Linked DNA regions of Homo sapiens: region 1 is linked to region 2. A link is an interaction called in ENCODE POLR2A ChIA-PET data of the cell type or tissue named here. Cell type or tissue: GM12878. All regions are shown on one strand. Region 1 has its middle 18 kb from the start of SLC1A1. Region 2 overlaps RIC1 (RIC1 partner of RAB6A GEF complex).

What was found. Peaks named below come from ENCODE experiments on the same cell type or tissue, not always from the same donor. Only the 100,000 strongest peaks of a DNase experiment are listed, where the experiment ranks them.
Region 1: POLR2A ChIA-PET joins it to region 2 with 6 read pairs; 2 of 35 experiments call an interaction of 5 or more read pairs at or near these places.

What each region holds. Positions count from the first base shown.
Region 1 is chr9:4,470,630-4,474,629 of GRCh38, reverse strand. It overlaps a transcript of GLIS3 not described here. Among named protein-coding and RNA genes, the nearest start is that of SLC1A1, 18 kb to the left of the region's middle. In GM12878, no CTCF peak of the experiment used is centred here; no DNase peak of the experiment used is centred here.
Region 2 is chr9:5,762,598-5,766,597 of GRCh38, reverse strand. RIC1 (RIC1 partner of RAB6A GEF complex) reads right to left here. Exons shown (of 26, transcript NM_020829.4): 18 at 3,938-4,000; 19 at 2,730-3,458; 20 at 1,026-1,184; 21 at 800-936. Among named protein-coding and RNA genes, the nearest start is that of ERMP1, 69 kb to the left of the region's middle. RefSeq lists an enhancer at 2,991-4,000. In GM12878, no CTCF peak of the experiment used is centred here; a DNase peak (open chromatin) is centred at 2,017; H3K27ac peaks cover 1,538 bases.

The sequences.
Region 1 (4,000 bases), 1.3 Mb after region 2:
AGGTATGAAGATATTATATGTTTTGTTCTAGAAGCTTTATTATTTTGCTTCTTTCATTTCAATCTAAAATCTATCTGGGATTCATTATTTTGTGTGATATGGATGAAGATTCATTTTTTTCCCTATGGATATCCAATTAATCCAGGAGCATTTATTGAAAAGATCATCCTGTCTCCTCTGCATTGCAACATGACTTTGGCATATGTATATGTGTGCGTCTGTTTCTGAACTTTCTATTTGTGTGTCTGCGTCTAGGGTTTTTGTTGTTGTTTTGTTTGTTTGTTTTTGTAGAGATGGGGTTTCACCATATTGCCCAGGCTAGTCTTGAACTTCTGAGCTCAAGCAATCTGCCCACCTTGAACTTTCTATTTTGTTTTACTGATCTATTTGTCTATCTTTCCACTAATTCTCTCTGCCTTGATTATTGTAGCTTTATATGTAGCTTTGGTATTTGATATTGTAAATCCTGGAACATTTTTTAAAGATTGTCTTGCTTATTAATCATCCTTTGAATTTCCATATAAAATTTAGATAGCTTACAGATGTACACAGAAAAACACTTTCTGAAATTTTGTTTGGGAGTGACTTGAATTTTTAGATAGCTTTAGGGGGGAACTGACATCTTTACAATATACCAGGTTCATGAATTTTGAGCCTTCTAATACATGAAGCTGGTCTATTTTTGCATTTATTTAGGTCTTTTTTAGTTTTTTTAAATAATATTTTGCAGTTTTCTACATACAGGTCTTGTGCATCTTCATTAGGTTTTTCTCTCAGTATCTAAGGTGTTTTGATATGATTGTAAATAGCATCTTTAAAAATTTTTATTTATTTATTTTTATTTAACTTTTAAGTTTAGGGGTGCATGTGCAGGTTGGTTATGTAGGTAAACTCATGTCACAGGGGTTTGTTGTACAGATTATTTTGTCACCCTGGTATTAAGCTTAGTTACTTTTCCTGATCCTCTCCCTCCTCCCACCCTCCACTCTCTGATAAGCCCCAGTGTGTGCTGTTCCCTTCTATGTGTCCATGTGTTCTCATCATTTAGCTCCCACTTGTAAGTGAGAACATGTGGTATTTGGTTTTCTGTTCCTGCAGTAGTTTGCTAAGGATAGTGGCCTCCAGCTCCATCTATGTTCCTGCAAAGGAGTACATGATCCTTTTTTTTTGTTGTTGTTGTTGTTGAGATGGAGTCTCGCCCTGTCGCCCAGGCTGGAGTGCAATGGCATGATCTTGGCTCACTGCAACCTCTGCCTCCCAGGTTCAAACGATTCTCCTGCCTCAGCCTCCTGAGTAGCTGGGATTCCAGGCGCCCACCATCATGCTCAGCTACTTTTTGTATTTTTAGTAGAGACAAGGTTTCACCATGATGGTCAGGCTGATCTCATTCTTTCTATGGCTGCGTAGTATTCCATTCCATGGTGTATATGTATCACATTATCTTTATTCAGTCTATCATTGATGGCCATTTAGGTTGATTCCATGTCTTGGCTATTGTGAATAGTGCTGCAATAACTGGCAAGGTTGCAGAGAAAAAGAAATGCGTATACACTGTTGGTGGAGTGTAAATTAGTTCAACCATTGTGGAAAGCAGTGTGGTGATTCCTGAAAGATCTAAAAACAGAACTACCGTTAGACTCAGCAATCCCATTACTGGATATATACCCAAAGGAATGTAAACAGTATTTTTTAAAAATGTTTTTCAATTGTTTGTTAATGATATCTAGAAATATAGTTGATTTTTACAATAATTATCTTCAGATCTGCAATCTTGCTAAGTTCATTTAATATCAATAATTATATATAATTTCTGATTTTATATATATATAAAACGTGTTATCTGTAAATGACGACAATTTTAGTTCTTTTTTAAATTATGCTTTAAGTTCTAGGGTACATGTGCACAACGTGCAGGTTTGTTACATAGGTGTACATGTGCCATGTTGGTGTGCTGCACCCATTAACTCGTCATTTACATTAGGTATATCTCCTAATGCTATCCCTCCCCCCTCCCCACACCCCATGACAGGCCCCCGTGTATGATGTTCCCCACCCTGTGTCCAAGTGTTCTCATTGTTCAGTTCCCACTTATGAGTGAGAATATGCAGTGTTTGTTTTTCTGTCCTTGTGATAGTTTGCTCAGAATGATGGTTTCCAGCTTCATCCATGTCCCTACAAAGGACGTGAATTCATCCTTTTTTATGGCTGCATAGTATTCCATGATGTATATGTGCCACATTTTCTTAATTCAGTCTATCATTGATGGACATTTGGATTGGTTCCAAGTCTTTGCTATTGTGAATAGTGCCACAATAAACATATGTGTGCATGTGTCTTTATAGTAGCATGATTTATAATCCTTTGGGTATGTACCCAGTAATGGGATGGCTGGGTCAAATGGTATTTCTAGTTCTAGATCCTTGAGGAATCGCCACACTGTCTTCCACAATGGATGAACTAGTTTACAGTCCCACCAACCGTGTAAAAGCATTCCTATTTCTCCACATCCTCTCCAGTACCTGTTGTTTCCTGACTTTTTAATGACTGCCATTCTAACTGGTGTGAGATGGTATCTCCTTGTGGTTTTGATTTGCATTTCTCTGATGACCAGTGATGATGAGCATTTTTTCATGTGTTTGTTGGCTGCATAAATGTCTTCTTTTGAAAAGTGTCTGTTCACATCCTTTGCCCACTTTTTGATGGGGTTGTTTGTTTTTTTCTTGTAGATCTGTGTAAGTTATTTGTAGATTCTGGATATTAGCCCTCTGTCAGACGGGTAGATTGCAAAAATTTTCTCCCACTCTGTAGGTTGCCTGTTCACTCTGATGGTAGTTTCTTTTGCTGTGCAGAAGCTCTTTAGTTTAATTAGATCCCATTTGTCAATTTTGGCTTTTGTTGCCATTGCTTTTGGTGTTTTAGTCATGAAGTCCTTGCCCATGCCGATGGCTTGAATGGTATTGCCTGGGTTTTCTTCTAGGGTTTTTATGGTTTTAGATCTAACTTAAAAGTCTTTAATCCATCTTGAATTAATTTTTGTATAGGGTGTAAGGAAGGGATCCAATTTCAGCTTTCTATATACGGCTAGCCAGTTTTCCCAGCACCATTTATTAAATAGGGAATCCTTTCCCCATTTCTTGTTTTTGTCAGGTTTGTCAAATATCAGATGATTGTAGATGTGTGGTATTATTTCTGAGGGCTCTGTTCTGTTCCATTGGTCTATATCTCTCTTTTGGTACCAGTACCATGCTGTTTTGGTTACTGTAGCCTGGCAGTATAGTTTGAATTTACATAACGTGATGCCTCCAGCTTTGTTCTTTTGGCTTAGGATTGTCTTGGCAATGCGGGCTCTTTTTTGGTTCCATATGAACTTTAAAGTAGTTTTTTCCAATTCTGTGAAGAAAGTCATTGGTAGCTTGATGGGGATGGCATTGAATCTATAAATGACTTTGGGTAGTATGGCCATTTTCACAATATTGATTCTTCCTATCCATGAGCATGGAACGTTCTTCCATTTGTTTGTGTCCTCTTTTATTTCGTTGAGCAGTGGTTTGTAGTTCTCCTTGAAGAGGTCCTTCACATCCCTTGTAAGTTGGATTCCTAGGTATTTTATTCTCTTTGAAGCAATTGTGAATGGGAGTTCACTCATGATTTGGCTCTCTGTTTGTCTGTTATTGGTGTATAAGAATGCTTGTGATTTTTGCACATTGATTTTTGTATCCTGAGACTTTGCTGAAGTTGCTTATCAGCTTAAGGAGATTTTGGGCTGAGACAATGGGGTTTTCTAGATATACAATCATGTCATCTGCAAACAGGGACAATTTGACTTCCTCTTTTCCTAATTGAATACCCTTTATTTCCTTCTCCTGCCTTATTGCCCTGGCCAGAACTTCCAACACTATGTTGAATAGGAGTGGTGAGAGAGGGCATCCCTGTCTTGTGCCAGTTTTCAAAGGGAATGCTTCCAGTTTTTGCCCATTCAGTATGATATTGGCTGTGGGTT
Region 2 (4,000 bases):
TGTAGTATGTTCTCACTGATATGTGGGAGCTAAACCATGAGGACGCAAAGGCATAAGAATGATACAATGGACTTTGGGGACTTGGGGGAAAGGCTGGGAGGGGGTGAGGGATAAAAGACAACAAATATGGTGCAGTGTATACTGCTTGGGTGATGGGTGCACCAAAATCTCACAAATCACCACTAAATAACTTATTAATGTAACCAAATACCACCTGGACCCCAGTAACTTATGGGAAAAAAAAGTTTGTAGCATTTGGCCAGGTAGGGTGGCTCACGCTTGTAATCCCGGCCCTTTGGGAAGCAGAGGCAGGTGGATCCTTGAGGCCAGGAGTTCGAGACTAGCCTGGGCAACATGTTGAAACCCCGTCTCTACTAAAAATATGAAAATTAGCCGAGTGTGGTGGCATATGCCTGTAATCCCAGCTACTTGGGTGGCTGAGGCAGGATAATCGCTTGAACCTGTAAGGCGGAGGTTGCAGTGAGCTGAGATGGTGCCACTGCATTCCAGCCTGGGTGACAGAGTGAGACTCTGTCTTAAACAAGTTTGTTACATTCAGAACAGGTACATGAAGATCTATTCCAGAAAAAGGGGCAGAAACTATTCAGAGGGTGCTGAAGTGAACTTGGGAGGAAGGAAAAAGGGAAGCCTTCTGTGTGGCCTCTGCTTTTTGGGAATGGAAAAAGAAACTGCAATTGGATTAAATAGTTGTTTCCATTAAGACCTAATTTTGTAAATGTCTTGAAATGCAATGTGTCATGAATGCCCAAAAAGCAGTAATGGCTCTTTATTATTTTACCTTTTTCCAGAGGGACCAGATGGCATACTTAGTGTTTTCTGTAAACTGAATTTACTGGCAGGAACATTTTCAGCTGACTGGGATAAACTGATGCTTCGATTCCTGAAGAACTCAAATCCACCACTTGAACTGGGTTCCTAGGATTACACACCATATGCAGTACCATTAGAGAAAGATGCTACGTGGGTGTATGGCCTAGAGAAGATGTGTAACTTTTGCAACTAACCTGAGCTGTGGGTGTGGATGGAGGTGTCTCAGATTCTCCAGAGCCAATGGCTTTAAGAAATCGAATCATGTGTCGACAAAGGTCCCACTTGCCTTGTTCTAGTGCTGTGTTGAATAGAAGGGTAGCATGTTGCCTACTTACTGCAGGGACTTCCATATTCTACAAAAAACAACCAGGACAGCATTCTTTTTATACTACACAATTTGGGAAGATATGAGCAATTCTTTATCTCGTTTTCTAAACTCAAAGAATGTAGCCACACCACCACAGGGGTTAGTTTAATAATAAGATTAAAAAGTACCATACAAGGAAAAGCGAGGCAAGTACTCTTCTGGTGTATGTAAACTATAATTTATTAAACTCCTACTACATGCCAGATAGCATACATATACTTTAAGTCATTTCATTTATTTCTCCCAGTGACTCTGCAGATAGGCATATCATTTGTATTTTACAAGTGAGGAAACTGAGTTAAGTAAATTGTTGAAGATCAGCAGAAAAGGAAGAAAAAAAAGGGAGGTTTGCCTGACTCCAAAATAGGTCAGGTCTGTCTCCTGTTGCAGAGTTTTCTGAGGATGTGACTAGAATCTTTGCTTTGGGCAATAGCAAGTAGTAAAGTTCTGCTGCACATTCAGAATCCTCCATTTTTCTTTCACAAATTTAACCTGCCTATCTTGGTCTTTATGGAAAGGTGCCTAATAGACAACTGTAATTGTAATTATTATCTGCCAATCCATAGCAACTTAGGAATTCTGTTGCAGAAAAAAATTACATTGTCAGGGAGATACAGTGAAGTTGCAGGGAGTGACCCGGAACCAAAAAACAGCTGCATTTATTTTGATTCTATTTTTAAAACCCTATGTCTTTTTCTTTAGGGTTAGCCATGGAATCATACTTCAAGGCCACCTGGCCTCTGCTTGAGTGTCTCCTCTGGTTTCAGTTCATTGTCATGAAGCAAAGAAGCTGACAGGAAATCTGCTTCAGGCAGAGATTGAAACCAGGTTTATGGTTAGCTTCTTACATCAATGGAAACAACTTTGCAGTAACTGGAAAGAATCTTTAAGTGTAGCCTATCAAATAACCAACTGTCAAGCCCTTTTGTCAAATAGCTAATGAAATAAATTTTCAGGAGTTGCAAAGAAGCCATTATTTTGAGAAAAACTGTGTGCTATGAGGGTCTTTGCTGTGGCAGGCCTGAGCCTTCTCAGCTTGCTTTGGGGAAGACTAGCTCAAGGTGCTCTGTTATGACCATGCTCTAATAAGTGTCCCCTCAGTAACCCACACTGAAAGGAAACAAATCTACTGTTGTGAGAAGCTCAAACTCACTAATATCTCAAATAATACTTTCTTTGCTATGTTTCTTATGTAATATTTCAATAATCTTATGTAATATTTCTTCCATGTTCCTATTACATGTATTCTAATATACATATTAAATTTCTTCAATATATTAAAATTTCAAAACACTACTCTGAACTCATTAATCTGTTTTAGGCCTATTTATGGACAATGGAAAAAATATCTCTGCAATGTTACTTTATGATATTCAAAGGAATCTGTCTGAATTCTTCCAAATTAAAGATATAAACAGAAAATTTGACTATGAATTCCTTAAACACAATCATGGTGTCAAAACAGGACATTTCTATTTTTCTAAGTTTAAGCTCATTAATTCTTGCCCCTTTATAAGAAGAGAATTGTTACCTGTAAGATAATAAGGTAAGAGGCAGCTGTGTCCAAATCCTGAGCCATCAAACACTCCTCAAACAAGTCCTTAGGGTTTCCAACAGCTGCAAAAAGGTAATTCCACAGGGCATATTCGGTCTTCCTGGCACAATGGACAACTGTCTGCAGGAAGAGGGGGAACTCAGTGATAAATTTTGCCACAGTGGGAAGCAGAGGGTCGGGAATGGGCTCCCGTGAGGTAGCTTCTTCTTCCAGTACTTCATGGAGCATGAGCTCCAGCACATGAGGGAAGTAAGGTAATGTGGCACAGGACTGGGCCAAGAGCAAGGCTTGCTCCCCAAGGTTTCTGACCAGAAGTTGACGTAGAATGTGGTGGAGGTAGATCTGAGAGGTTCTCTCCACAACACAGAAAGGGAAGAGCACCTCCAGCTGTTCTCTAGCATTGTTCCGAGTATATAAAGAATCATAGAGCAAAGTGTCATTGACAGCACCAAGGACTAAAGCATCTTCAAACAGAACAGCTAGCGGGTAAATGTTGATGTGGAAAGGCAGCATGATCCGCTGGGACAAGAAGGAATGGGGCTTGCGGTGATCCCTAGGGAAGAGAGGGAGCCAAACTTTCATCCCTGCACCACCACAGCTCAGCCAGAGGGCCTCCAGAAGGTGACGTTTCTGTTTATTTGCTCGACACGTTGTCCAGACATTTTCAACAGACTGGGCTAGTACAACAGGAGGACAGAATGGCAGCTGGAGAAGGAGAGACAAGAATCAAGTTGTTTTCCTATTAAATCTGCAGGTTCTTAAGTTCCTAGGTACTAGTTTACTAAGTCTTTCAAATGATAGTATAATATTTTTTTGGGAAAAGCAAAGGGATCTAATTAGAATTAGAGTTAATAAAAGTATCCTGGCCTTTTAAAGTATATACACTTAAATCTGAAAACAAAACACCCCATGAACTTCACCAGTCTATCCCTATTTTTTCCATTAGAATTTGCAATGAATGATGCCTAAGCAGTTAACATATGGAGTATGGAACATTTCATGATCATTTTGGGACCTTATCCTCCAGTCAGTCAGTCTTACACCCAGAGGCTTAAGACTGATTTTATGGACTTAATTTCTCCTTTCCAAATCATAAAATACTCTTCTCTTAAATTGTTTCATTCCTTCATCCTCATCCCATACCTTCTTAATGTTTGAAAAGAAATGACTAGTACTTTACTCACAAGTTTCCTTTGGTTATTAGGGTTACTGTCCTTCTCCCGGATCTGTGGGCCTGACCTGTCCCT